Regions from separate parts of the Mus musculus genome. Here region 2 is linked to region 1. The links are chromatin loops, found by intact Hi-C in ENCODE. Cell type or tissue: left cerebral cortex. All regions are shown on one strand. Links, peaks and the distances in the headings refer to the core of each region. The heading gives the core; the rest is flanking DNA. Region 1 overlaps Gm46903 (a long non-coding RNA gene). Region 2 holds the start of 1700096K18Rik (RIKEN cDNA 1700096K18 gene).

The links. Hi-C counts contacts between places; a loop is a spot of excess contacts. Peaks named below come from ENCODE experiments on the same cell type or tissue, not always from the same donor. Only the 100,000 strongest peaks of a DNase experiment are listed, where the experiment ranks them.
Region 2: it touches region 1 in a loop (2.6-fold over the local background); 3 of 42 quality-filtered maps call a loop at or near these places.

What each region holds. Positions count from the first base shown.
Region 1 is chr5:25,603,613-25,618,558 of GRCm38, reverse strand. Gm46903 (a long non-coding RNA gene) reads left to right here. Exons shown (of 2, transcript XR_001784824.2): 2 at 9,515-11,192. Gm42235 (a long non-coding RNA gene) reads right to left here and starts at 4,091. Exons shown (of 3, transcript XR_880895.2): 1 at 3,857-4,091; 2 at 3,021-3,158. In left cerebral cortex, for the core only: a CTCF peak has its summit at 7,335 (motif pointing left); DNase peaks (open chromatin) are centred at 4,468, 6,059 and 8,428; H3K27ac peaks cover 788 bases.
Region 2 is chr5:25,522,615-25,537,560 of GRCm38, reverse strand. 1700096K18Rik (RIKEN cDNA 1700096K18 gene) reads right to left here and starts at 7,543. Exons shown (of 1, transcript NR_027388.1): 1 at 6,095-7,543. In left cerebral cortex, for the core only: CTCF peaks have their summits at 8,036 and 11,123; DNase peaks (open chromatin) are centred at 4,739, 7,852, 8,425 and 10,406; H3K4me3 peaks cover 2,097 bases; H3K27ac peaks cover 2,005 bases.

The DNA of each region.
Region 1 (14,946 bases), core at 4,140-12,139:
CTGCCTCCTTAGTACAGGAGTTACAGGCAGTTCCCTGACACAGAGAGCCCGCAGAGGTAAATGTGTGTGTGTGTGTGTGTGTGTGTGTGTGTGTCTATGCGTGTGTGTGGCTGTGTTCACACAGGACCCCCAGAATGGGATGAGAAGGTTCCCTTTAACCCCATCTAAAACCAATGAGACACAGCTAAAGCATTTGAGGTGAGAAATATCCAACTGTAAGTACTGCGTTAAAGAAGAAAGTTCATGGCTAGAGCATCTGTCTCAAAAGTTACAACAGGAGGATCAGAAAATGTAGAATGGAGTAGAAGAAAATCATAAGTCACTGAAATAGAAGAAAAATAAAATATAGAAAGTGAATAAAACCAAAAATTAAGTTATTTGAAAAAGATTAAGCAAGGCATGGTGGACATGGTGATCGCAGCACTCAGGAAAAGGCAAGAGGTTAGTTTGAGGACAGCCTAGGCTACATAGAAAGACCCTGTCTCAAAAAAACAAGAGAGAGAGAGAGAACATCTTTAGATTTATTGTATTTATATGAATGTGTACCAGATGAGTCCTGCCATGTAAGTACTGGCTACTGAACCCACTTCTTCCAAAAGGACAATTGCTCTTAATGGCTGAGTCATCTCTCCAGAGCCTCCATCTTGTTTTGAGGTGGAGTTTAAGCTGCTTGGCCCACAAGCTCCTGGGTGAGTCCTATCTCCACCTCCCTCCTTGCTTGGAGGACTTCTGGGATTGCAGTGTGAACTAGTGCAATAGGCAACCTTACTTGGGTTTAAAGGATTAACGCAGGCTGCCCAGCTTCCAGCAGAAGCACTGTTGCCCAGTGAGCCAGGTCCCCAGCCCTAGATGTTGCTAGGTTCACTTGTTTAGGATTGCCACAGATTTGAGGCCAGCCTGGGCTACTGTGTGCTGTCTCAAATAACAATAATACTAATAATGAATGGATTAAAATAAATGTGCATATTCTTTTTTTCTGTGCGCTATCTGCAAGGTAATAAATGCCTTCAGAAAACACCCCCTGTGCATGGCAAAGCCAGCAAGTGTTTGCTCCCCTCTCACACCCCACAAAGCAAGGGCGCCTGTTCTGTGCCCTCACTCCATCCGTCGATAAGACCTTCCTGAATGAGATTTGTTTCTGGATTTTTGCAAAAGGAGGATGTCAGAGAAGCCTAGAAAGTATAAAGGGAAAGTATTTTAATTTTTTATTCCATGCCATTATTAGCTCTCCCTGCCCTGACTTCTAATTACACAGAAGCGTATGTCTAACAGCCCAGTCCTGACTCATGACTTACTAATGAGGTCATATTTTTCAGTACAATTCCAAAATCCCATCAATCTTTAAGTGAATTTGCTGCTTTCTGAAAGGAAGGCATGTGTGTGGCACTAGTGGAACTGGGAAAGCTTCGTGTGACTTCAGTTTCAGGAACTTTCCCAGCACGACGGCCTGTGATGGTTAATTAGTTCGATTTTAAAGTAAGTCTAGGAGCCTGACCAGCGTTCACACTTGGCCTTTGAATCAGACCGTCAGCAGCTGTGATACAGTGCTCCGTGCAAGCATGTCTGCCAGGCACAATGTGGCCCCTGGCCTACCTGGGGTCATGCTTTAAAATGTGACACAGACACAAGTGAGCACAGAAACAGGTTGTGACCCTGCAATGGGTAACAAGTTCAAGTTCACCAGGGAGGAACCAGAACACACATGTCTGGAGGACTAAGGGATGTCCCGCTGCTAAGACAGGTGTATTTAAATATGCCCTTCAAGATGGAACTTGCCATCAAATCTGACAAAGTTTATCCCCAGAAACCCAAATATTGGAAGGATAAAGAGCCCTCCTACAAGTGCTTCTCTGACCTCATGGGTACTACTATATAAATAAAATATAATTCAAGCTGTGTATACATGCACTTTTTTATTTTTTTATTTTATTTATTTTAGGTTTCACTCTATAGCCCATGTGGCTAAACTCTGTACAGTGAGAGCTCACTGGAGTTAGACCGGTCTCACACCCACAGCGATCCCCCTGCGTCAGCCTTCTGGGATTACCACAATGAGGAGCTCTCTCTCTCTCTCTCTCTCTCTCTCTCTCTCTCTCTCTCTCCTTTACAGAGTCTCACTGTGTATCTTCAGCTGCCCTAGAACTTGCTATGTAGGCCAAGTTGGCATTGAACTCACAGAAACCCATCTTTCTCTGCCTCCTGGGCTGGGCTTAAAGATGTGTTGTGTCCCAGCATACATTGTTTTAAAGACAGGGCCCCAGCCCAGGCTTGTCTCAAATTCACCATGTAAGTGAAGATGGCTTGGAACTCCTGAGCCTCTTGGCTGTTCGCTTGCTTGTGGCAGGGTTTCCTTATTTTTGGCCCAGGCTGACCTGGAACCTGAAGTGATCTAAGCCTCCCTAGAGCTGGGATTGAAAGTATGCAGTCCCAAGGTGCCCTACTGTATATGTTTTACTGCACACCAGCACACAGATGCTGATCAACACCAGATACACCTACAGCAGTACAGGAGCCCAGCACTGTTAGATCCCAGACCTGGGTTAGAACCCATGGGTCAGGGCCTAAGAGATGGCTCAGCAGTTAAGAGCACTGGATGTTCTTCCAAAGGACCCTGGTTCAGTTCCCACCACCTATGTGACAGTTCACAACTGTCAATAACTCCAGTTCCAGAAGATCTGACATCCTCACACAGACATACATGTAAGCAAAGCACCAAAGCACATCAAATTAAAAAGCAAGGTAAAAAGTACCTTTAAAAGAGAGAGAGAGAGAGAGAGAGAGAGAGAGAGAGAGAGAGAACCCATGCGTGGAAGTGGTGATGGTTTTTGGTTACATCCGTGTTCTCGATGTTCATGGACAGCATCCCTTGAACCTGAACATGGACTCCCACTGCCCTTCTCCACAGGCTGTCAACTGCAGCGGATCCAAGCCTCCTGCACCCATTCCCACACAGCCTCCACCACCCGCACCTTCAAACAGGCGCTTGCTGATGAGGGAAAGCCAGGTGGCACTGAACCCACCTTCCTTGGTCTGGTGGCCCTTGTTTCTGCTGATGTCTGCGTCTTCTCCAGGAGACATGAGAATTCAACATGAAGTCCAGTCACACAAATATATCTCACACTGTTCATAGCAGCAGCTCTCAGACACCCTTGCTACCCCTGCAAGGGTGCAGATGTTCTCCTGAGTGAGTGATGTCCACTTCTGCCTCACGCCTAAGCTGGAGTTGAACTGTGACCTCCTCCACTCTCCAATTCCGAGAATTTTAGAAATTTCCTAGGCTAGGGAAAGTGGGTTTGGTGACTCTTCCCTGTAATCCCAGACTCAGGAGGCTGAGGCATTAGTTGGAGGCCAACCTGTGCTACATAGTGAAAGAAAGGAAAAGAGAAGGGGAGAAGGGAGGGAAGAGGGAAGGGGAGGAGAAGGGAGAGTAGGGGAGGGAAGGAGAGAAGAAGGGAGGAGAGGGGAAAAAGAAAAACCTGTCCTAGGCTGATAGGTATCAAGGGTTGTAGGCTTCCACACCTCACCTGGGTAGCACGCTAGAGCTGGCCCTGGTGGTAGGGGGCATGGATTGCCCTGAGGGCATGACCCCCCACCCCCAGCATCCCCCCTCTGCTCCCCACACCTGGGCAAGGTAGGAAAGCTGGCCCTACACCTTACCTGCTGGAACACTCCAGGAGCCAGCCCCGCCCCTTGTCAGGGCAGAGCTCGCCCTGGTGGCATGGGTGCAGAAGAGCATGGGATACCTCTTGGGCTGACCAACTCAGCTAATACCCAGCCCCTGACCCAGAGCTTTGAGATGGCTCATCCCAACATCTACCCCATCTATGAACTGCTAGAGCACATGAAGGGGCCAGACCTGCAAAACCGAAGCTGTAGGATAGCCATGACACAAGGCAACAACAGGATAAGAGGAGTCCTGGTGAGGATCCAGGATTGGTAGTGTAGCAGAAGCCAGAGGCCTCCAACCAGACCAATGACTCACCACAGTGAACATTTGCGCATGAAGCTGTTTGGGCAAAAGGGTATGACACACCCTAGCTTCTACAGCAAGATTATTTTGTTTTGTTTGAATTGGGGTAGGTGATATGACATTCAGAGAGAGGGAGAGAGGGAGGGAGGGAGGGAGGGAGAGAGAGAGAGAGAGAGCGAGACTATCTCTGTCCCTAACCAGGAACACAAAGTCTTTGCCCTTTGTGACTGGTGAATCCTGGTGATGTCATACCAGGGCCAAGCAGCAAACTCTGTCTCCAGAGCCCTTCCTCCCATTCCTTGTGCTGCAGTGGCTAAATCAATGGGGGAAAAAAATCCTCAAGACCAAGGAAAACCAGAGCATGGGGGCAGCTGGGGCCAGGAGGGAGTGCCAGAGATGGGCATAAAGGCCCATTGTGCTGGGGCCTAGGCTGCCACGGAGGCCTTGGCAGCTAAGTCAGAGGAGCCCACCATGAGCTGTGTTCTCTGAGGGAGATCCTTGGATTTCAGCTGAATAGAGAACAACTTGGAAGCAGGCAGAGGAAAGCCGGAGGATTGAGAGACAGGAAGCAAAGGCGGAGCCAAGAGGAGAGTGGGTGGGAATGCTGGGGCAGTATCTGAAGGACAGGTGAACATGGCTCGCCTCTACCATTGCGCCTCGAATACTGGAATGAACCAGTTTGGCTGAAGGCTCATCTGAACAGCTGCCAAACAAGAAAGCAGTTTTTCAGATAAGTAACCAATGGTTTTACAAGTCTGCTCTGGCACCGTGGCAATGGCTCAGGGAGTGAGGCCATTCTCTATGCAAACTTGTCAGCCTGAGGTCAGTTCCTGAAACCTAAGGTTGAAGGAGAGACCTCAACTCCACAGAGCTGTCCTCTGGCCTCCATGTGCATGCTGTGGCCAACATGCCCTCTACAATGCACACACGCACACACGTGCACACACACATGCACACACAGACGTATAAGTAATTGTGGCTGGAGAAAACTTTGGCTTAGTTCCTAGTACCTACATGACATGTCAGCCTACAACTGTCCTTAACTCCATTCTAGGGCATCTGGCATCTTCTTCTGAGCACAGGTACAGACACAAGTGTGCCTAGCCTCGTGAAGGCAAAACATGCATACACATAAAATAAAAATAAATCTTTAAAAAATAATAATAGATAGAATTTTAAAGCCAGGTTCTTACCAGAAGGGAAGGAACAAACAAACAAACAAAAAACAAAACTTGGGTTCCATTTAAGTAACAGCTGTAACTAGAGTTAGTCCAAGGATTTGCTGTCATTGGAAAGGGGGACAGGACACAAGGAAGAGGAAGCAGATGGCAGTCTCTGGGCTTGGGTGACTGTGTTTCAACACCAACAGTCCTAGGCCACCTCGGTTGGCTGCCACATTGACTACTTCTCTTCTTCTGGTGAAGGTTAAACAGAAATAAGGATTGTCTCCTGAAAGAAAATTTGATCAGGATGAAATTTACTGAGAAAAACAAGAGACCCTCCAGAGTCAAGGGCCCATAAGGCTCCTGTTGGTTTATTCACTTGTTTTGTTTTGCTTTATATTGTTTTGTTTTGTTGAGACAAGATTTCATGTAGCCCAAGCTGGCCTCAAACTCAGTATGTAGCTGAGGATGGCTTTGAACTTCTGATCCTTTCCCTCCAACTCCCAGTGCTGAGATTATAGCTGTCTGACACTATGTCTGGTGTATTTGGTGCTGGGGGTTGAACTCAGGGCCTTGTAATGCTAACCCAGCACTCTAGCACCTGAGCTGTGTCCTCAGCTCCCCAGTGAGGCTTCCAAAGTTGAGTTCCTCTCATAATCATGGCCCTTGTCTCTCCTCATCTCTGACCTTGAGGGGAGTCAGCCTCTTCTGCCCTTCCAGGGGAACCCCAATGTATGCTGGACTCAAAGTTGCCCCAAAAGCAATCTGGGAGTGAGGGTGGGGGTGGGACTGGAGCAGAGTACAAAGAGGAGAGAGCTGGCACTCCTAAATGGAGAGAGGCTCCAGCAGCTTAATCCATCTTGAGCAGAATTGTTAATCAGGTGCAGAGCTCCTCAAAGGAGGAAAGCTGGACCCAGCTCTCTCTAAGGGCGCACCGCCAGCTTCCTTTCCAAGATCTTGGTGCCTTTGAATCAGGACTGGTCCAAACCAGCCTTTTTAGGACCCACCTGTCCATGTCCTCTCCCATCTCCTTGACCTCTTCTGAAGCAGGGAGAGAAATGATGGGAGACCCAGACATCTGCCGTAAACACCAACACCCCCCCCCTCAAATAAAGAGAGCAGCCCGATTCTAGGACTCGGGCCAGAGCCTGGCAGATGAGTTGTCCTGGGAGAAGGGCTTTTGTGGGCCAATTAACTCTCTCCCACTGAGCCCTAGCCCACGGAGTCCAGTCTGACCTATACCTCTAGCCCTAGGAGCTTCCTGCCTGAGGTCCTCTCACAAATTACCACCAAAGGCATTGGCAGCCGGCCTTCCAGATGGGCCCCAGTGACAACCCCTCAATGTCGGTGCCCATGGTGTCACGGTCCTGCCTTGTGAGGTCCACAGCAGTGGTCCTGGAACGTGTGACTCTCTCCTTGTTTTGCGTCCATTCTGACCCTGTGGTGAGAGGGCCATGTGGAAAAAGCAGACCTGTCCTGCCACTAGCCTGGCAGGCAGGCCACTGGGAAACAGACTCTGTGACCCCCGTCATGGGCCACTGGGAAGCAGACTCTGTGACCCCATCAGGTATAGGTGTTGCAGCCCAGTCTTTATGCTGAGAACCACTGAACGGCACATCCCAGTCACGTGGACCCTGGACTTCCTACTCTCTGAGACAATGAGGGTTTCTTGCCATTTGGTTTTGTTTGGGTGTTTTGCTATGGTTTGTTTTCGGTGATAATGGGATTCAATCTTGGACCACAACTAGCTAGAGAAAAAGATTATGACTTGCGGAGGCCACAGGTTCTGGTTGCCACAAGACCTTACATGGCTGCTGCGTACTTGTCATTCCAAAACCTGGCCTGACTTCTCCCCTCTATCTCCCTGGGTCTGCTCTAACTCCTCCTGGGACCCAGAAGTCCCACCTTTTTCCTTTTGCCCAGCATTAGCTTCTGCCTTCTTTATTGACCAAATCAAGAACCAATTAGGGGAACAGCAGCTCCCCCTACATCAGCTCACTGCCCTCTACGCATACCTAGGTGACCACAGTTGTCCTTGTGCAGAGATAAGCAGTAAAACTGGAGAGATGGCTCACCAGTTAAGAGTACCGTCTGCTCTTCCTGAGGTCCTGAGTTCAATTCCCAGCAACTACATGGTGGCTCACAACCATCTGTAATGGGATCTGATGCCCTCTTCTGGTGTGTCTAAATACAGCTACAGTGTATTCATATGTGTAAAATAAATAAATAAATCTAAGAAAACCCAAAAACCAAAAAACATATGCCGGTTTTCTCTGGAGATTAGACTATTCACTGCTTTTCCCACTAGTCTTTTTTTCTAGTGTATGTTTGGGTTATTTATTTTAATGTTTTACTACATTTATTAACCAATTTGTGGGTTCAGGGAAGGGATTTGGGGAGAATAGAAGTCACAGCACATGCTTGGAGGTCAGAAGACAATTTGGAGACTCAATTATCTCCTTCTACCATGTGCGTCTCAGGAATCAAACTCAAGTCCCCAGACTTGGCAGCAAGTACCTTTACCCAGTGAGTTGTCCCTCTAGCCTGGTTGTTATTTGTTTATTGTTGGGGGGGGCGGGGTTGAGACAGGGTCTCACTATATAGTCCTGAATGCCCCCAAACTAACTATGTAGCATCTGGAACTCATAGAGATCTGCCTGCTTCTAACTTGAGTGGTTTTGGCAGGGTGGACAGGTTTTTATTCTGCAGCCACAGCTGGCCTCAAACTCACTGTGAGTCCAGGCTAGCCCCCAACTCAAAGCAATGCTGTCAATTCATCTTCCCCAGTGCCAAGGATACAGGTGTGAGCCATCAGGCCTGGAAACTTGTTCTTCTTCATATACAACCTTGCATGTCAGATCCCTGTCTCTCTGTGCTCTCTCTGTGTGTCTCTCTCTCTGTCTCTCTGTCTCTGTCTCTCTCTGTCTCTCTCTCTCTCTCTCTCTCACACACACACACATCTGTATTTTACTTCTCTTAACAATTATTACTAAATTAGTATTCTGGCCTGAGCCAGTTAATAAACATTTGTTTCCAATCTCTGCAATTACAGTAAATATTCTCGTGCATATATATTTGCATTAGTGCATTTTAAATGTTGTTTATTTCTTCCCTGCTTACTACTAAGGAGGATGGAAAATAGCTCGAGAGTATTTTGTAGTTGTGATTTGCAGATAATACAAGCAGGAGGCGGAAATGAAGCTGCCAGAACATTTACAAGAGAACTAAGCGCCAGTGCTGTTCAGAGAGGGCAAGACAGATGGGGCTTTGTTACACGTGATCCGAAGGCTTCTGCAGACGCCTCTGTGTGAATCCCAGGATTCACAGGAGCCTTCCTGGCAGCAGGAAGGGAAAGCAAAGCCGTAGTAAATCGACTTCTTTTCTAAACAGTCCCTCCCACTGAGTCATCCTTCATCTTTCTATTGTGAAACAAGAGTTCCAATGAATGCTGGTCCATGACACTTCCGCTTATGTTTTCTCTCCTCTTTTACTTTTTCCAATCTTCTCAATTTTTAAAAGGATTTTAAAAGTATACATGTGAGTGCCTGTATGGATGCATGTACGTACGTATTATGTATGTAGACCACATGAACACCTGGTGCACTCTAAGGCCAAAAAGGGTATCAAATCCTCTAAAACTGGAGTTACAGACAGTTGTGAGCTCCCATGTGAGTGCTGGAAAATAAATCCAGGTACTTTAAAAGAGCAGCCCATGCTCATAGCTGATGAGTCATCTCTCCTGACCCTCGGTTTTTTTGGTTGTTTTTTTTTTTTTCTTTCTTTTTTTTTTTTTTTCTGTTTATCTGGGTGGTAGTGGTGAATGCCTTTAATCCTAGCCCTTGGGAGGCTGAGGCAAGCAGATCTCTGAGTTCCTGCCAGCCTGTGCTACAGAGTGAGAAATCCAGTCTCGAATGACAAAAACAAAAACAATTTTTTCACTTATTTATTGTGGGTGGTATGGAGAAGAGGGTGTTTATGCTGTACAGCACACATATATAGAGGTCAAAGAACAACCCTGTGGAGTTAGCTCTCTTCTCCACCTTTCTGTGGGTTCTGGGACTGAACTCAGGTCAGCAGGCATACAGGGTAAGTGTCTTTACCTGTGGAGTCACCTCACTGGCCTCTGTCATGTCCACTTTGACTTTTGAAATCCTTTCTTCAGGATTGGAGAGGTGGCTCTGGAGTTAAGACCACTTCCTGCTCTTCCAGATGGCCTGAATTTCAGTCCCCAGCATTTATGTCAGACAATTCATCCAACATCCTCTTCTAGCCTCTAAACAACCACACAGACACATCATGCATACATACAGACACACATATACACCATACAAATATATATATTAGCATTATATGTTTTAAATTATATATTGTTTTCTTGCAGGACCAGGACAAAACCTACAACCTTGTGGGTGGCAAGCAAACACTCTACCACCGATGACCTCATGGCTGGATGTCCCCTGGCTCTGCAGCTTGCTAGGCGAGTAATCTACCAGATGGACACCAAGCTCTGGTCTTAAGTTTTAGTAGAATTTGGCTTGACCTGACCTCCACACTAGCCTATTGAGAAGCACGTCATCTATAGCTGCAGAGTTTTCCAGAGGTCACACTTGGGAAAAACTAAGTCATGGCCTAGAGAGAAGGCCAGGCACTTTCAGACTGGAGAGACTTGGAGAAACTTCTTGCATCTGAACTCCTCCCAAGACCTCTATGAGGCTGGCTTGCCTAAGCACTTGGAAGATGGAGGCTGGAACTCATGGTCATCCTAACACACACAAATCAAACTGTAAGGACAGTTAACAATGGCAGCGATGGAGAGGGGTGACCAGAAATTCCAAGAAGAATACAATTTGCGGCTCGATGGGATGAGCTTTTCTGCTGTTTGTTTTATTTCTGTTCCTTGAGACAGGGACTTGCCATGTAGTTAGTCCTCACTAGCCTACCACTTGCTTTGTAGGCTGGCCTTGGATTAAACGTGTGTGTGTGTGTGTGTGTGTGTGTGTGTGTCTGTCTGTCTGTCTGTCTGTCTGTCTGTCTGTCTCGCTGGGTGATGGTGGTCAGAGGCAGGGGCGACCAGCAGCGCAGGCAGCAAAGGTGCATGCCTTTAGTCCCAGCACCTGGGATGCAGAAGCAGGCAGCTTTCTGTGAGCTCAAGGCAAGCCTGCTCTACAGAGGGAGTTCCAGGGCAGCCAGGGCTACACAACAAAAACCTGTCTCAAAAACAAAAACAAACAAACAAAAATATGTGTGTGTGCAGCCCAACTCCACAAAATAGTATTTCAGTGCCCAGGAGGGTCGGTAGATTCCTCAGTTTGTGCTGACCCTTATACTAATTAAGCCCATTAAGTCAGATTACTTCTTTCTTCCATCCCCCCAGAGACAACCCCCAGGGTGTCCTCAAATGAACCCCGAAGAGACCAGGAGCTGAATCCTCACTCTGGAAGTTCTCAGTATTTTTTACACCACTATTTCAGTATCTTGTCACAACAGTCTCTGAAGATTCTCAAGAAAGAGATGACAGCCTGAGGACTGGAGAGATGGCTTGGTGCTTAAAAGTGCTCGATGGTTTTGCAGAGGACTCAAATCCAGCTCCCAGCACTCAAGCCAGGCAGTCGAGAACCACCTACAGCTTCAGGGGATCTAATGCTCCATTCTGGTCTCAACTGGGCAGCTGCACTCACATGAGCACACAGACACACAGGCACACATAGTGAAAACATGAAGCAGAGGCCTGGAGAGAGGGCTCAGCAGGTAAGAGCATGGCTGTTCTTCCAGGGAACATGAGTTCATTTTCCAGCACCCACATGGCAGCTCACAAATGTCTGTAGCTCTAGCTCCATGGAATCTGATGCCTTCTTCTGGCGTCCATGGGCACTGTATGCACATAATGGATACCTATGCATACAGGCAAAGCACTGATACACATTTTAAAAAAAATTAAAGTCTTTTTTAAAAAGCCATTCAGCACAGGCAAGCTGAGCACTCCCAAGATGAGCCCTACCTGGTGCCACGAGGAAGAGAGCCAGAGGCCCCGGGAGCCTCTAAGAGGAGCAAGTAAGCAATGGAGACATGGAAAAGAAAGAGAAGCAGATGGGTGGGTACACAATGAACAGAGGCAGAGCTGGAGACCCGAGGGTAGTGAGGAACAGCCTGACGTGAGCAGCCTGAGATACCACCTGAGGTGACACCATTTCTGGGTCTGTGACTTTACAGCAGCAGGACCCTGTGTCAATGTCCGTGGCCCATGGTACCATCAAAGGCCATGGGAACATTTTTGGTTGGGCTGCCACCTGGGGCCATGCTGGCATCTGAGGGCTCCACAGAGCTGGCCCCATCCCTTACCTGGGCAGTGCTGGAGAGGAGGAGGAGGCCCCAAGGGCATAAATTGGGGGCGGGGAGACTTTCAGGCTAACCAACTCAGCTACCTCCCAGGCCCAAATCTAGGGCTTTGAGTTGGCCCACCTCAACATCTACTCTAGCTGTGAAGTGCTGGGAGCATGTCAAAGGGCTGGTTCTGCAGAACCAAGGCTGCATGGCCCCCATGATACAGGGGCAACCGGCAGATAGCTAGGAAGAATCCTGGTGGGGATGCAGGGTTGGAAGGTAGTGAAGCAGAAGCCAGAGACCTCAATCTAGACCAATGACTCACTGCAATGAGCATTTGCCAAAACAATCCAGAAAAAGCTGTGTGGGCAAAGCGGTTTACTGTGGGACACACAGTGATACACTGCAGCTTCCATGGAGAGATGTGTTTGTTTGTTTGTTTGTTTGTTTGTTTTCTTTGGGAGGGGAGTTTGCAAGAATAGAGGGCAGATTTGGAGGAATTGGGAGATGAATGGAATGGGGGGGTATTATGTGAATCAACAAAGAATTAATAAAAAGTTTAAAATAATAAGTAAACCTTTAAAATGTAAAATAAATGTGGTATCCTTATAAGAAACAAATCTCAGCCATTTCAGTTGGCCTCCCTTTAAAAGATCCGGACTGAAATGCTGGGCAGCAGCATCCTCACCTGAAACTTAAGTCTACATTGAGTGTGGAGGAGCAGAGCTATAATCCCAGCACACCGAGGATCGGGGGTTCGGGGTAACCTTGGTTACGTAGTGAGTGTCAGATCAGCGTGGGTCTCCCCCCCCCCCCAGGACCTAGGGAAGGATTGAAGTCATAGCTAGCTAGGCAGTGACTCAGCAGGGAGAGGCACTTTCTCAGCACCTTGGCTTGCTGAGCTATAGGTGGTTGATTGTACTGCAGTCCTTCATCTTGTCCTGAACTACAACGATGCTAAAGATGGCCACGTAAACCCTTAACCACATTCGGTAGATGGTGTGTGTCCAGAAGCATGCAGGGCTCTTTCCATCCTGCAAGAGCAGACTGGCAAGATGTCAAGTGTTGCCCAAGCAGAAACATTACCAAATTTTGACAAACCAGGTATTTTTCCCCTCTCGAGATTACATAGTGATATATACCAAGCTCCAAGCAGTTGGTGATGGCTCACTACACCTTTTATGCCAAGAATGGGAGAGGCAGGGATGCAGGTGTACTGCTCAGCAGTTCAGACTGCTGGGGACACTGGAGTGGAATCAACAGGGTATGAAGAAAGAAGAGGGCTGGAGGTGCTCACAGATGGGAGGACAGTCAGCTCTTTTCCTGGATAAGTGAAGATTTCCCCAGATTCAATCCCTGGATCTGTTTGCTTTTATGGTTCTTCTGGTCCAGGGCATGTCAACTATCTTTCTATTAGAGGGTGTGTCATTTAGCATATAAGTGAATTATGATGAAGTAACAAGTTGTCTGGCAGCCATCTTGGATCTAACTGGTTTTGACTGGCCCACAACAAGAGGAACTGCTAGCTGACAGGCTTCCTGTCAGAAAAGAAATAAGATTAGAGTTGGGTGGCTATTCAGCAAAGTCACAAGGCCAGTAATGAGGATGTCAGAGGGACATCACAGAATCCATGGAAGTCTGGTGCTCACATGCGCGCGCACACACATACACACCACATACTCTGAAGTGTTTACTTTGCAGTTGTTTTGTTTTTGTCTTGAGTCAGGGTCTCATGTAGCTGAGGATGATCTCCAACTTGATAAGCAGCCAAAGATGGTCTTGAACTTACCAAGAAAGACTTTGAAATCCTGATCCCCCTGCCTCCACCTCTTGAGTGCTGGGATTACAGACATGAGCCACACTCAGTTTATGAGTTGTTGGGAATCAACAACTAGAACAAACCTAGAACAAGCCTGCTAGACCACCTGTGCTTTGTCCCCAGCCCATGACATTACTTTCTAGTTAATTTCATATGAAAACTACTATTACAGCAGATGAGATGATTCAGGGGCCAGGGAATCAGTTATCCTTTTGAGACTGTATTTTCAAAGATCCTGTCTGCTTTTAAAAAGATAGCCAGTACAGGCACTGAGAATTCAAGTAAAGTTCCAGAAGGTTCCCTCAGGTCTGACTGACACTCGGAGCTGCTCACTAAGTCCTTCCTTAACACGCTGGACCAGGGCCTCAAAACCCAGAAGGGACTTTGTGTTCCCTGAGTTAATTAGGAAGTACCCAAACCAGCACCACCCGTTCCAGCTGCCACCACACGCACAGTTCCTAAACTGGTAGACACTGCCTTAGGAAAGTGCCAGCCAAGCAGGGGAGTAGAGGGACACAGTGAGGAGCCTTCAGGCTAGCTGACTCTCAGAAACTTAGCTGTCCACTCCAGTTTCTGCCTGTCCTGAAGAGTCTGCTGAGAGCCTTTATCTGAAGGCAGGGGAGGAAGTCCAGCTCTGGATAAACTGCTGTTTTGGAGCCTTGGTCTGCCCACTCAGGGCTAGCCATCTTGAACAAGCTTCATATTTCTATGATTCTTCCTTATGTGTAAAACAGCCTTTAAGATTAAATAAGTAGATCCCACATACTTTTGAGGGGTTTGCAGCCTACTTGGTGACATGGAGAAGCATGTTTGTGGTGGGTCCTCTGTAGTCAAGAGCTTCAATTCTTGCTGATGATTTGATGCTGTTGATGGTGGTGCTGGTGGTGCTGGTAGGAGTTTATTTGCTCGTTGATTTATATGGCTGGTTGTGGCAGAGACTTACGTTGCCAAGGCTGACCTTGATCTGCTGGTTGTCCTGCTTCCACTTCCCAAGGCATTACAGTCATGTGCCATGGTACCCGGTTTATGCAGTACTGGGGTTGAACCCAGAGATCAGTCTTTCCACGTAGTCCAAACTGGTCTTGAACTTGCAATAATCCTCCTGTCTCTGTTTCCAGAGATCTGGGGTGACAACTATGTACTGCCAAGCCTGCTGAATCTTTAAGTTTTGGGTAATTGTGTCTTTAAATTTCTGCTTCGTCAGTTGAGTTCCGTGTGGTAACAAAGCACCTGCCAAGTTTCTGGCTGCTGGCCCTGCGCTAGGGTTCTCCACCCCCACCAAACTGCTGAGGGCACCCTTTCTCCAGGCTGGGTCTGGGTGTTGGTATCAGAAGGTTGCAGGTTGTAATGCCTTTGGATGGTAGGGGTGATAGACTCATTGTCCCAGCTGCTGTTAGGAGCAGCCCTATGGAATTTGAGAGTGGACACTTGAAGTATTGAGGTGGGGGACAAACCCACACCCTTTCAGAAGCATCCTCCCTATAGTGACATCAAGGAGAGGAGAGTACAGTGGACCTTCCTACCACTAGCGTTTACATGAAGGAACTCAGACAATCAGAGGTGGAAACGATTGGGGCAGGCCAGGTGGTGGTGCATGCTTTTAACCCCAGCATTCAGGAGGCAAAGGCAAGCAAATCTCTGAATTAGAGGCCAACCTGGTCTACAGAGCACGT
Region 2 (14,946 bases), core at 4,406-12,405, 81 kb after region 1:
TTTGTTGTTTGATGTAGTGTCTGATTTAACCCCGAGGTGGCCTCAAAGATGACCTTGAACGTCTGATCCTCCTGACTCAACCGGAGTTAAAGGCACAGAAATTTTACCCGCCAATTTTTTATTTACTTGTATTTATTTATTTGAGGCAGGGTGTTCCTCTAGCTATGGCTGGCCTTACACTTGAGATTGCCTTCCTGCTTAGGTTCCCTGTGCTGGGATGACAGGTGTGAGTCACCACATCCTTGATCCTTTTCTTAACAGTAGGGAGGGCAAGAGCTAGCTCCACCTCCCCAGCAGTGCCTGAGTGCGTAGAGTTCTCTCTTTTCACGTGAAGCTGCCATTCTGTGGACTTCACTGCAGAGAGACTCAGGAGCAGTGTGGGGGTGCCGAGCACGGGTGTACTTGCAGGTGAGGAGTTTAATACAAGCTTAACCCGGGGAGCAGGGGTGGGGTTAGAAAGGGTTGTGCCAGAGGACGAGTGAGAAGCACCCAAGGGTGGCTGTAGGCTTCACAGTGGCTAGAGCCCTGGATTTGGGTGGTGGCTGAAGACCTAAGATGAGGTCATAGGGTGGGTCCCTGCTGATAAGGTCACACCCCAGGTCACAAGCCCTGCTCAATCAAGTTCAGGTATTTTTACTGTAAGCAAAAGCTGATAGTCCTGTTTGTGAAATTCCTGGAAAATGTCTGAGAGGAGTCAGGCTCTAAGTACAAGCTCAACATGTCCAGCTCGTAGATACATTTCCTGCCTTCCTAATCTTTTTTTTTTCCACACTTACTTTTATTTATGTGTCTATATGTGTATGGGAGAGATTAGGGTGGGGGTCTCTTGGAGGCCAAAAGACAGCATGGGTTCCTCTGGAGATGGAGTTACAATTGTGAGCTAACTACTGTGGGGGTGGGGAACCAGATCTGAAAAAAAGAGCAGCAAGAGCTCTTTTCTGAGCCAGTGCCCAAGCCCCCTATTTAACATTCTCATTTAAAACAGTCCTATATAAGCTGTGGTGGCAGGCGCCTTTTTAATTCCAGTATTTGGGGGGAGGGGGGATTGTAACCAAACCTCTGCTAGCTAAAGGCCAGCTTGGTCTACATTCTAAACACAGGCTTCAAAAAACAACAACAACAACAACAAAACAGCCAAAACCAAACAACTATATAAAAGTGTTAAACTTCAAACCTGGGACAATCGGCTGAGGTGCCTATTTAACTATCAAAGTGGACCTGGCCTCCAGGTTCTCCCAGCATTCCTCAGTCCCCACCTGTTCCACAGTATGGCTGGCATACCTCAGCCCCTATCATAAACTTTCCAGACTAGGGGCTGGGCTGCCCTTCTCCCAGAGGTTTTTCCCTATATAATCCAGATACCTTTGGTTACCTGCCCCTTTTTGTACCTTGGTACTCTGCACTTGAGCCCCTCTCCCTTCCCCTCCCCCTCTCCCTATTTGGCTCAGGGTCATGACCACTCTGGGCTTGCCCAGATGTATCTACCTCTGGCTGTGTTTTCCTTTTTATCTATACTATATTTTCTCCTCCACCATACCTGGGACAGTCATGTCCTTTCCTTTCCTTTCTTTCTTTTTTTTTTTTTTTTTTCATTCTAAAAGGAATATTGTCTCTTCTATAAGAGCACATACATGTTAGTTCTGCTAGGTTCTGTGTCTTCCAAGCTGCTAGTAGACTCCAGCCTAAGTCCAGAGAGAAGCCTCTTTTCCCTTCCTCCGTTCCACCTCAGTCCTACAGGACTTGTAGTCAATCAGCCAAAAGTTCCAGAGAACTCATCTCTCCAGAGCCCTTCTTCACTCTCTCAGGGCAGGTTCCTATCTGGCAGCCAAAGTCCAGCTTTGTAAGTAAGGGCAACAACTTACATGTCTTTAGTAAGCCACCTTCCTACCAGCCCATCACATCCAATTATGGAGAGATTTGTGCCTTCTCCCTAAACTCAACTTGTTCAAAAGCTAACCTCCGGATATTAGAGTATTTGGATACAGGATCTCTAAGGAGGTAACTGGCTAAAATGAGGTCACTAGCTGAGTGTGGTGGTGCATGCTTTTAATCCTAGCAGCAGGGAGGCAGAGGCAGGCAAATTGCTGTTTGAGGCCAGCCTGGTCTACATAGTGAGTTTCATTCCAGCTAGGGCTAATGCAACCCAGTCTCAAAAAAAGAAAGAGAGAGAGAGAGAGAGAGAGAGAGAGAGAGAGAGAGAGAGAGAGAGAGAGAGAGAGAGAGAAAGAGAGAGAGAAAGAGGAAAAGAAAAAGAAGGAAGGAAGGAAAGGAAAGGAAGAGAAAGAAAGAAAGAAAGAAAGAAAGAAAGAAAGAAAGAAAGAAAGAGAGAGAGAGAAAGAAAGAAAGAAAGAAAAAGAGAGAAAGAGGAAAAGAAAAGAAAAGAAAAGAAAAAGAAGGGAGGAAAGGAAAGGAAAGGAAAGGAAAGGAAAGGAAAGGAAGAGAAAGAAAGAAAGAAAGAAAGAAAGAAAGGAAGGAAGGAAGGAAGGAAGGAAGGAAGGAAGGAAGGAAGAGAAAAGCTGTCATTAATGATGAGCTCCAATACCCCAATTAAGTATGACTGGATAACAGCAACAAAAAGACACAGGCTCAGAGAAAAGACCATTAGAGGACAGAAGATGCCAGAGAAGGAACCAGGCTTGGGCTAGGACTAGAGTCCAGTGCTAGAGAGATTGCCTAGCATTCATGAGGCTCTAAGCTCAATTCCTGGCACTGAGAGGACTCAGGGTAGAAATGGGTTTGGTGGGCATGGTCTCACCTTGGCTTTGATCTTAGCAATTTGAAAACTGAGACAGAAGCATCACTGTGAGTTTGTGATCAGCCCATATAATATACAGTTCAATAGCCTGGGATTCAGGCAGTAGTGGTACATGCCTTTAGTCCCAGCATTTGGGAGGCAGAGGCAGACAGATCTCTTTGAGTTCAAGGCGAGCCTGGTCTACAAGGTCCCAGGACAGCCAAGGCTAAACACAAAGAAACCTGTCTCAAAAAATGGACAAAACCAAAACCATAAACACCTGAAACAAATAACCTGGGGTGTTGTGTAGACCCTGTCTCAAGCCCCAGAGACTCTCAGCTGGAACATGGTATCCTCTGAGGACTGTGGCACGGCACAGGAAGATGGGATGTGGCAGTCATCTCTACACTGTACTGACATGACACCTGTGCCTCTGTGTGCCCTGGGTCTTATTTCCTTCCCGGTCCCCTTCAGGCCACTTGGAAAATATTTTTGAAATCTGGAGATAGTAGCACCTACAGCTCTGGCTTAGCTTTTCATTTCCTTCCCAGAACCAACTCATGGTACATGCATGATTTCATGTTATTTCCTTTTTCCCTTTTGCCCCATGTTGGAGGCCAAACCTAAGGCCTCTTGCATGCTTAGGGAAGCATTTGGTCCCCAAGCTGCACCTCCACACCGTAGTTTCTCTCCTTTGGTTGTACGAATGACATGCTCACAAAACACTGTAAGAAACCTGGAACCTTTCTGATTCTGTCCTCTTTTAGTTTTTGGTGAGAAATCAATTGTCTTTGAATGTCTACTTGAATGGTAGTAGTTTTTGTCTCGTGAAACAATGTCTAAGGTTTTACACTCTAGTCCAAGCTAGCTCAGAACCAGATATGGATCCTAGACTGACTCTGCCTCTTGAGTTCTAGGATCACACAGGCCCTATTTCTAGCTTTTCGTATTTGAGATAAATGAAAGGAGTATCTTTTATTTTTATTGATTCTTTGTGAATCATGGACCCCAGCTCCACTCTTGTTGTTGTTGTTGTTCAAGACAGGGTTTTTCTGTGTAACCCTGGCTGTTTTGGAACTCACTTTGTAGACCAGGCTGGCCTAGAACTCAGAAATCCTCCTGCCTCTGCCTCCCAAGTGCTGGGATTAAAGGCGTGCGCCACCCCTGCCCAGCAAGCTCCACTCATCTTTATGTCCCTCGGTATCTGCCCTCGGCCCTTGCAATCTCTCCTGAAAAAAAAAAAAAATCTTGTAGTAGAAGCCTTGGGTGTCACACCCTTTTGTTCAAACAGCTTCACCAGCAAATGTTCCTTGTAGTGAGTCAGAGGTCTGGTTCGAGGCCCCAGGCTACACTATCAGTGCTAGATCCTTATCAGGACTCCTCTCAGATATCCTGCTGTTGCCCCTTGTCATGGAAATCCTACAGTTTCTGCAGGTTGTAGTCCATTCACTAGCTCCAGTAGTTCACAGAAGGAGTAGATGTTGGGGTGGGGATCTTTTGTTTTTTGTTTTGTTTTGTTTTGGTTTTTTTTTTTTGAGACTGGGTTTCTCTGTGTAGCTAACCAACCCCCACCCCCCCTTCACCCCCCCACCCCCCTCCACCCCCCCACCCCCCCTCCCCGCTGTCACGGAAACTTACTCTGTAGACCAGGCTGGCCTGGAACTCAGAAATCCGCCTGCCTCTGCCTCCCGAGTGCTGGTATTAAAGGCGTGCGCCACCCAAAGCCCCTGGATCTGGGTGGGTGTTAGTTGAGTTGGTCAGCTTGCCAATTCTCCTGCTTTGCCCAGGGGGAAAAAAAAAAAAAAAAAAAGGGAGGGGGGGAAGGGCAGCTCCCTTGCCTGCAGCCGGCTTCAAGGGACAGGGCTAGCTTTCCAGAACGCTATCTCTCAGGCCTGACTCCCCAGCACACCACCAGCGCCAGCTCTACCAGCTCTCAAGGGAGGTGCTGCCTAGGCAAGAGGGCTGCCCTCCCTCCTGCAGCAGCTGGCAAGGGGGTGGGAGGCAGCTCTTCCTTGCTCACACCAAGTAGTTTTTCTTACGTGATTGGCCAGTTTTAAAATGACACACTGCATTAAAACGTTTAAGAAAAATAAGCTGTGCCTAGTGGCATAGGCCTTTATCTCAGCAATACAGAAGTCTGAGGCCAGAGGAGTCTCTAAAACTTGAGGCCAGCCTAGGATACATACTGAATTCAAGGCCATCATTGGGTATCTGAGACCCTATCTCAGAAATAAAACAAAAGGACTGTGCTGGAGAAGGCCCGGAGGGGCTCTGCGTTCTGGAGTGGCGCTGCTTGGGCCAGCTGCTTGCTGGGTGAGGGCTGCTGGTGTTACATTTGAGGAAAACTGCGACAGGATATGTTTGGCACTTCCCCCGACGGGATCCCAGCTGCCATGAGTGCTGCCCAGGAGTCTCATATGCATGCACGAGGTGAAGCGTTCAGCTTCCCCCGGCGGTAATCTTGTACCTAGCAATTGGGAGGCAGCAGACTTGGGCAATGAAGAAAGAAAACAAGAGTTCTTGAGACTTATGGGTGCAGAAAAGAACACACTGGTCATCTTGTTATAGGAGATCACAAATTAACATCTCACTTCTGATCAGGGGAAGAAGGCAAGAAAAGTCATGAAGAGCTGGAGAGAGTACCAGCAGAGCATGGACAGCAAGTTGTCAGAAGTTTAACATGACTTCCTATTGTAATACCTATGGGATAAGTCATAAGTTGTAATACCAATGGGATAAGTCCATGACAGGAGTTCATACTCATGTTTTTGACACTGTTGACTTTGCTTATTGCTAATATCAAGGTGTATTTTTTTTTTGTTGAAGGAAGAAAACCTTTGTAGTTGTATAGTCTGCTTAATATTAACTGACAGTAAAGAATGACCAGCGCACTGCGCATGGGCAAGTTCTGGGTTCTATTCCCAAGGAGATGGAAGAATTAAACAGCCTTCAATGGGAAAAGACTTCAAAATCTTGGAAATTAAAAACAAAAGGGAGGTGTGGCCAGGAGGCTGTCTCCTGGGTTAAGAGTGCTTGCTGCTTCTTCCAAGGACCCAAGATCACTTCCCAGTACCAAAAGCTGGCGTACAACCTTTTGGAATTAACCCAAGCTCCAGGGATCCACGACTTTCTTCTGGCCTCAGTGGACAGTTACATATAGGTAATGTAAAAACAGAGACGTGCTGGGCGTGGTGGCGCACGCCTTTAATCCCAGCACTTGGGAGGCAGAGGCAGGTGGATTTCTGAGTTCGAGGCCAGCCTGGTCTACAAAGTGAGTTCCAGGACAGCTAGGGCTATACAGAGAAACCCTGTCTCGAAAAACCAAAAAAAAAAAAAAAAAAAAAAAAAAAACCAGAGACGTATAAAGACAATTTTTAATGCTGGTGGCAGTGTTGTACACCTTTAATCCCAGGAATAGAGGGGCAGAGGAATCTCTGAAATTTCAGTCAATGTGATCTATACAGGTGAGTTCCAGGCTATCTAAGGATACATGAGACCCTGTCACAGGGTGGAAATGCGTTCCATTCCTAGGTAAAAGAATAGCATGCCCACAAGTTGTCCTCTAACCTTAATGCTCTCACAGAAAAATAAAATCATACACAAACATTTTTATATATTTAAAGGCAAAGAATTCTTAACCAAATTGACTAAAGATAGGAACAGTAATTCCCTCTGGAAAATTAGCTGGCTGTAAAAAATGAGTTATAATGAAAAGACAATAACCTCACTATAAAGGCCTGTCTTGAATTTTAATTTTTTACAAGATTGGACTTCCAGTTCCTAGTAATGTACATGGTAATAAACATGAAGAAGCATTATTCAAATGTAAATGCTAATTGTTTTTATGTTTAATTTAAGCACTATTTTTTTTTTGTTTGTTTTGGTTTTTTTGAGACAGGGTTTCTCTTTTAACCATGGCTGTCCTGGAACTCACTCTGTAGACCAGGATGGCCTCAAGCACTATTTTTTTAACCAGACTTAAAATTAATAGAAGCGAAAGAATCTTCAGAGTGGGAGGGGCTTCAAGAAAGAACGACAAAAAGGCTATACAGGCTATTTTAAATGTACAAAATTTATATCTGTGTATACTGCAAATAATGTGCCTTCCAAAAAGGCTAAAATGTAAAGGCAAAACAAATTATTTCACTGATGAACCACTCATTTGGTAATGTCTTTCTTTACATTTGGGTTTTTTTTTTTAAAAATCTAGAGATACTGAATAGAAGTATTCACAAAATATCCATTGGTTAGAGTACGGTGTTCGAACGAAAATGAAAGGTTTGTAACCGGTCGTTTCGCTGTAGTACTGTAAGAAAGCTTTTAAATAATTAGTGCAGAATTCCAGCGTAGTATTGCAACCCAGCGTCTGTGGCCATGTCACCTTTAAGTGTGTGCAGTTTGGAAGAGCAGAGTTAGTTGGGTATTGTTAAAACAGCGTCGTTGTGTCGTGCGGGGACGTTCTCATCTTCTGAATGAGCGAGAGGGAGAAGGGCCCCGCCGTGGTCCCCTAAGCAGTGAGGCTCTGGGCGAATAATCGCACGGGATGCTGCGTGACAGTGGCTGGACGCCCGCGCCATTGTGAGGTCGGCGGCGCGGATCCGAACCTGTATTACTTCTCGGTGAGGCGGACTTGCGGGCCCTTGGACCGAGGTCAGCTCCGAGTGGAGAACAGGTAACTCAGGGGCCGGATCCCTCCGCGACAAGTAGTGCGCTGTGCGCTTTCCCGAGCCCACGGCGGGCGCCGGAGATCGCGGACCTGGCTCCCGGAGGATCGGCGGGCACTGGCCCGAAGGCTAGGAGACCTTCGGCAGCCCGAAGGCTGGAGCGGGCCGGCGAACGGCAGGTGTCCGCCCCGCCCCCACCCCCGCGGGCAGGAAGAGGAAGCGGTGCGGCCCGGCCCCGGGGCCACCCGCAGGGCCTCGCGGGGCGGGGGCGCCGGAGCTACAAGAAGCGCGTGACCTAGTTCGTCCCGAAGTGGACTTGACAGGTTGTCATCGCGGCTCCCCGCCCCCACTGTCTTCCGGGTCTGGCTCCTCCCCCACCCTCGAGCTCCCACTGGCCTCGCCCAAGCTGTACTCCCTGCCATTGGCTTCAAACCAGGGGCCACGCCCCAACCCAGCTCGCCCTGCCATTGGCCACGCGTCCCAGGCCGCTCTCCCAGTCATTGGCTTCGTCCCAGAGGCCCCGCCCCCAGTCTTGCTGGTCCTCGGGTTGGCCTTGCAGCGCCCCTCTTTCGGCTCGTCCTCCTATTGGCCCCTCGCGCCAGGCGCCTTGCCTCCTATGGTCCGCGGTGGATTCCAGCTGGTCACTGTTGAGTTTGTTCCCGTGGGCATTCCGGTTTCTGTCGGCTTCCCTCCCTCTTTGCTGCGTTTCTTCCTGCTTTCTTTGGGTCTGGGAGCCCGGGCCTCGATACCTGGTCCCGGTCCCAAACTCAATGTAGCAGCGATCTACATTTGCCTCTGTACCCCGCCGCACCCCGCCCCTTTCAACTCCTTCTTCCCCAGCCCCCACGCACACCGCCTTCATTCCCTCACACCTCTCCTTAAATTCGGCTGAGTGGAACAGACTTCATTTCGAAATCAGGGAGAGGGGTTAAGTGATAAACGTCAATATCAATATTAGCTGGTTTTGGTTCCAGAAAGGAACTGGACGGCCCAGATCATTCAAACATTTTGTTGTTGATGGTGGTGGGGGTAGTGCTTTTCTTTGGGTGTGTCTTAGGTTTGGAGGTTTCTTCAAACAGGATCTCACCTCTCCCTTTGTATCTCTGACTGGTTTGGAACTCGCTAGTTCCTTGGTACGGGGTTTGACTGCAGAAGCCAGAGAGGGCGGCCGCTGGGTTCCTGGAGCCGCTGGTTGTGGGCCACCTAACTTGGGGGCTCCTCTGCAGAAGGTTTCATCTCTCCACCCTGGGATTGAATTTTTTTAATTAATTTTCATTTTATGTGCATTGGTGTTTTGCCTGCCTGTATGTCTGTGTAAGGATGTTAGATTCCAGTCGGAGTTACAGTCGCAAGCTACCTTGTGGGTGCTCGGAATTGAACTAAAGTCCTCTGGAAGAGCCAGAGCTGTGAACCTGAGTCATCTTTGCAGTCCCAGGACTTAGTTCCTAAAGTGACCAAATTTGTTACTCCAAAAATAATAGGCTGCCTTTCCTGAGTAGCAGTCAAATTTCCATTGTTTATGCAATATTGACATTTAAAATTTACATGTGTACTTTCTATAATTGAGCTAGCTTTTTTAAATCGTTTTAGAGAATAGAAATAAGCTGGGCAGTGGTGGCTCATGCCTTTAATCTCAGCTCATGAGAGGCAGAGGCAGGCGCATTTCTTAGTTTGAGGCCAGCCTGGTCTACAAGAGTGAGTTCCAGGACAGCCAGGGCTACACTGAGAAACCAAGGGGTGGGGGGGAGGGGGAGGGGAGAGAGAAGAAATAAACTGATAAAACTGCACAGTGCAATGTAGTCTCCAAGAGAAATTTAGTTGAAATTTGAAACTGGCCTAGCCTTTGCTGGTGAGCAGAGGAAGGGTTACAGATCCCAGGCCTGTCAGGGCTGTGCATTGAAACCCTGTCTTCTGGGGGTTGTCTTAATCCCCACTGTGGTAATTCTGGTACTCTCCGCATTTGGGATTTGGGGGCAGGAAGAATTCAAGGCCAGCCTCATGGGGAGTTCAAGGTCAGTATGAGCTATTTGAAACCAGCTCAAAAACAAAACAGCTGTTGAGTGTGGTGGTCTTGCCTGAGATCCCAGTGCTGGGGAGGCTGGAGTAAAATCAGGAGTTCAAGGCCAGCCTGGGCCACAGAAGACCCTGACCCACTTACTCTGCCACTCCCTCTCCACACCCATGACTTTTTCAAAATTACTAAAGTAGATGATCTTGTGTGCATGCAGGTCAGGCTCCGCAGATTGCCCTGTCAGGCTCATTAAGGCATTCCAGTTGACAGAAGTGGCCTTTTAGGTTGCATCCCGAGGTCTGCAGAGCTCCGGGATCCTGGCTGGGGGAGGCCCAGCTCTGTAGGTGCCTAGCTTGCGCAGTCCAGGCACACTGAGAACCTTCCCTCAGGGCTTCCCATTTCCAACTTTGCACTTGAGGCTTCGGGGCTTGTGTGTGGAGCTGCATCTCTTCTGACTTCTCAGGCCAGCCTTCAGTGTCAGCTGATCTGAAATGGGTCCTTTCCCTGCCCCCAACCAGGTACTTTCTGTCCTCTCCCAGTTACTTCCTTCAAAGCATGCTGCACCATCTGAAGCCTTCTTGTTTACTTAAAATGGCTGGTTCCCCTTCTCCCTCCAAGCTGGGCTCTTTCTATTTGCTAGGGCAGGTTTAGCAAATGCTTAGTGGATAAACAAATGCTTCCATGAGATGGGATCCAGTCAACAGGCAACCCAGTCTTCCTATTGGCTGGACCCCATGGTGTAGACACACCTGTGAACAAGAATTGGGAGAGGAGCTACTCTTGTAAACAGTTTATGATTCTTTCATTTTCTTACTTTATTTCCTGTTATTTCTTGATGAGCAGAGTAAGAACTAAGGCATGTGGACTCAAGGACAGCCTTTTGCCCACTTTGTTTCAGGTTGTGTACAGACTGCAGAGTCTGACTGGGCCCCGGGCTCGGGCCGGGCCCTGGCGGTGGCCCCAGGTGGGCAGATCCTTGGCAGGCAGCCCCCCTTTCCCCAGGGCAGCTCCAGGCTCTGCTGGATGCTGGTTCCAGTGGGGGAGGGGATCCCAGCTGCTGCCCTGGAGGTGGTTATAAGTGTCATCCCACAGGGCAGGAACACAGTAAAAAGAGGTTCTTCTCTCCTCCCCCACTCCAGCACTCTCTCAGTGGCTGGACCTGTCTGGTGTTTCTATGACACAGGCTTTGGCTAGGACAGTTTTAGAGCAGCTGCCCTGGAGTTTAAATGTAGCACCAACCTGCGTGCCCCAAACATACAGGATGAGCTTGGTGACTGCTGGTTAACGTTGGGTCTCTGTGATGCCAGTCTTGGTCTGTCTGTCAGTTTTAAGGGTAAAGACATGCCCTTGTATTTGTGCACAACTACCCAGTCCCAAACTGAGGTGTGGAGGCTTGTAGAAGCAGGCTGGTCAGTCATGAGGTCAAGGCTAGCCTCAGTAGCCATGTGAATTTGAGGCCAGCCTGGCCTACACGAGACCCTGTTTATAAAAACAAACATGTCAAACCAAACCATCTCAAAAAAGAATCCTGTGGGTATGGGGAGGTGGGGAGAGGGTTAGGGTGTGTGTGGGAGAAGGGGAACATGTGATCAGAATATATTGTATGAAAACAATCTAACTTTCAATAAAAGTGGAAATTCTAAATAAAATTTCTGTGGACATCCCTTTAGCTAACATTTTCCATCCAAGTCTGCTGTCATCTGGTTGCTCCCAGCTAGGGGCTGACCTAGGATCTCCTGTGAGCTCAGCAAGCACTGAGTCCAGCTCTGGCTCAAAGGTGCTCAGCTTCCTGCATTCTGAGCCAGAGTTCCCTGGCCCTGGGGAATGGGAAGTGTTGAGCAGATCACGCCCTGGGGCAGGGTAGAAACAGGGTGGGACCGGTATGTGCTGTGTGCAGGATAGTCACGTGGTCTCCCCAGGGCAGAGAGCCTACTGTGGGATCGGGATAGGTTTTGAGCCCTGCAATGTTCCTGTCCTGGAGGGCTACTAGGATAATGGAATGTATAACTAACGGTTTAGGAGAATTAGCCTGCCATCAACGGGATCATCTCAGGTTCTTAAAGGACACTCACTGCTAGCATTGCCATTCCAGATAAATCAGATTGAAGGATGGACACAGCTTAGACCTGGAAGGGTTTGCGGGGTCACATTGCACAGGTATTCCTCCTCCTGCAGGCTTGGGAACTGCCAGCCACCCCCAACCACATATAAGTCTCAGTTTCTTCCTCTATCAAGTGGGGCTAATAATACTGGACTTGACTATGTTCAGCGTTGGTGTGAGAATTGGAGGAGATTATGTTTCTGCCCAGACTTGGGAAAAGAACTCACTTGTGGTATCCTGAGGAGGGGAGGGTCAAGTGCATTCAGTGGGTAAGCTTGCCCTGATGCTAACAAAGTACCTGCATTGGCCTCTGCAGGCAACCACCATCTAGACCTGCGGCGAGGGTGGTGATGGATGCCTGCTGCTCAAGTGTAGCCCTGGGTGTCCCCAAGAGAGTGGGTTTGAAGGAAGGCTCTTAGGACCAGAGTTGGTTTAATAGCTACACACCAGGGCTGTCTCTCTCTGAGCCCCTGGTTTAAAAGGACATGTTAAGCTCAGGAAGAGGCAACCTGTTACAGGGTATTTTGTGATTTGTCTTCCTGTGGATGGCTTAGTCTCCTAAAAAGAGTTACCAAGAAAAAGGAAATTGTAACATTAGAGATGGTGGATGGAGCTGTGGTGGAGAAAGCTGAAGAAGCTGGAGGAGGCAGGAAACTTGGGTGTATCCCGTTTCAACCCCTCTGCCACTTGGATGGCCAAGGGACATCACATGCAGGAAAAAACACTCATACACATAAAATAATTCCTTTTTCTTTTTTTGGTTTTTCAAGTCAGCTTCTCTGTGCAGCCCTGACTCTCCTGGAACTTACTCTGTGGATCAGGCTGTCCTTAAACTCAAAGACCTGCCTGCCTCTACTTCCAGAGTACTGGGATTAAAGGAATGAGCCATCACACCCTACCCCATTAAAAAATATTTTTAATAAATTCTCCAACTCTGGGCTGGAGAGATGGCCCAGTGGTTAAGAGCACTGACTGCTCTTCCAGAGGTTTTAAGTTCAATTCCCAGCAACGGCATGATGGCTCACAACCATCTGCAACGAGATCTGATGCCCTCTTCTAGTGTGTCCGGAGACAGCGACAGTGTACTCACATACATGAAATAAATAAGTTGGTTTTTGGCAGTGGTGGTGCATGCCTTTAATCCCACCATTTGGGAGGCAGAGTCAGGTGGATTTCTGAGTTCGAGGCCAGCCTGGTCTACAGAGTGAGGTCCAGGGCAGCCAGGGATACACAGAGAAACCCTGTCTTAAAAAACTCAAAAAATAAAAATAAGTTGGTTTTTTTCTTTTTCTTTCTTTTTTCGAGACAGGGTTTCTCTGTGTAGCCCTGGCTGTCCCGGAACTCACTCTGTAGACCAGGCTGGCCTTGAACTCAGCAATCTGCCTGCCTCTGCCTCCCAAGTGCTGGGATTAAAGGTGTGCACCACCACACCCAGCGAAGTAAATCTTAAACAAACAAACAATAAAAAAAAAAACCCTCCAACTCTGCTTCAAAACAACTGGGCCTGGAATTCTTTTCTGTATCAAAGCCACAAATCCCAGTTTGGCCTGAGTCGTGATCCCTGAGAGATTAAGGGGCCTCTTCAGGCTGTTGAGAGTGACCGTGGGGAGCTGAGTTTCTGTCCCCTCCTTTCTAAGGATTCTAACGAGAGAATGGGGATGGGGGCTGCTGAGCCTGTAGAATAGTTCTGCTTCCTGCTGTGGGAGATAACTATTTTCAGAGTCCATGTGACTGTATAATTCACCTAAAGGACTCTGTCACCCTGCTCAGTCAACAGGCTGACAATCTACTTCCAGTCACTCAGTCATCCTGGCAAACAGAAGCATGGGAACCTATTTTTCTAGCCATCCTCCATCTGAGTTTTTATTCTTTCCTCCCTCCCTCCTTCCTTCTTTCTTTTCCTTTTTCTTTCTTTTTTTATTTTCTTGCTACTTTTTTTTAAACTACTTTTAAATTTTATTTTATTTATTATTATATGTAAGTACATTGTAGCTGACAGACCAGAAGAGGGTGTCATATCTCACTACGGATGGTTGTGAACCATCATGTGGTTGCTGGGATTTGAACTCAGGACCTTTGGAAGAGCAGTCAGTGCTCTTACCCGCTGAGCCATCTCTCCAGCCCCTTCTTGCTACTTTTAAAAGAAAGATTTACAAACAAACAAAAAATGCAAGGCAGTAATGGTGCACACATTTAATCTGGAGCACTCTGGAGGCAGAGGCGGTGGATCTCTTGAGTTTCAGGCCACACTGTTCTACAGAGTGAGTTCCAGGACAGCCAGGGATATACAGAGCAGCCCTGTCTCAAATATGTGTGTGTGTGTGTGTGTGTGTGTGTATGTATGTATACATATGTACATATATGTGTGTATGTGTATATATATGTATATGTATATATGTATATATATGTGTATATATATATATGTATATATATATATATACATATACATATATATATATATATATATATATATATATATATCATCACGTGTTTTATCTGCATGTATGTACAGGCATTATATGCATGTTTTGTGCCTGAGGAGGCCAGAAGAGGGTATCATATCCCCTGCAAACTGGAGTTAGAGTTGTGAGCCACCATGTGGGTGTGGGTGCTGGAACTGAAACCTGTCCTCAGCAAGAAGAGCCAGCCAGTGCTTAACTGCTGAAGCATCTCTCTAGCCCCATTTTCTTGTTTTGGGACAGTTTCTCATATTGTTCTTCAACTCCACCTGCACTTGAAGATGACCTTGAACTTTTTGGTTTGTGGTTTTTGTTGTTGTTGTTGTTGTTGTTCTTGGTTTTTCAAGACATGGTTTCTCTGTATAGCCCTGGCTGTCCTGGGACTCACTTTGTAGACCAGGCTGGCCTCAAACTCAGAAATCCCAAGTGCTGGGATTAAAGGCATGCGCCACCACGCAGGCTTTACATTCTCTTTAAAAACTAATTTCAGTGACATTTGTGTATATTTTGAAACATTTCTACTAAGTTCCAACAATCAAAGCAAGAACAGATGAGATGAAAATCTAATGGAAAAATCATCAAAAGTAGTTTTGCAAGCTTTTATCAAAATGAAAATACTGCCATAGTTCGGTTGCCTTTTGTAAACAATGACAATAATATTGGACTACAATCAACATGAACATGGGCACGAAATAAGAAGTGATGCTTTGTGTCTTCATAAGGATCTTTGAGTTTGTCTGACATAACTTATCCTCTTCTAAAGAGAATTGCTAGCACAGAACTTGGGGTGCCTGCCAAGAGGATAAACACAGGGAAGCAGCCACAGCAAGGGTCCTTGCCCATTGGTATTCTGCAGTCCGTAAACAATGGAAGCCAAGACTGGAGAGGTGTGTGTGTTTCTGTGTATGTGTGTGTATCTTGTACATACTGTCACAATCTTTAAGTTCATATATGCCTATGCCCTGTTGTGTTGTGTG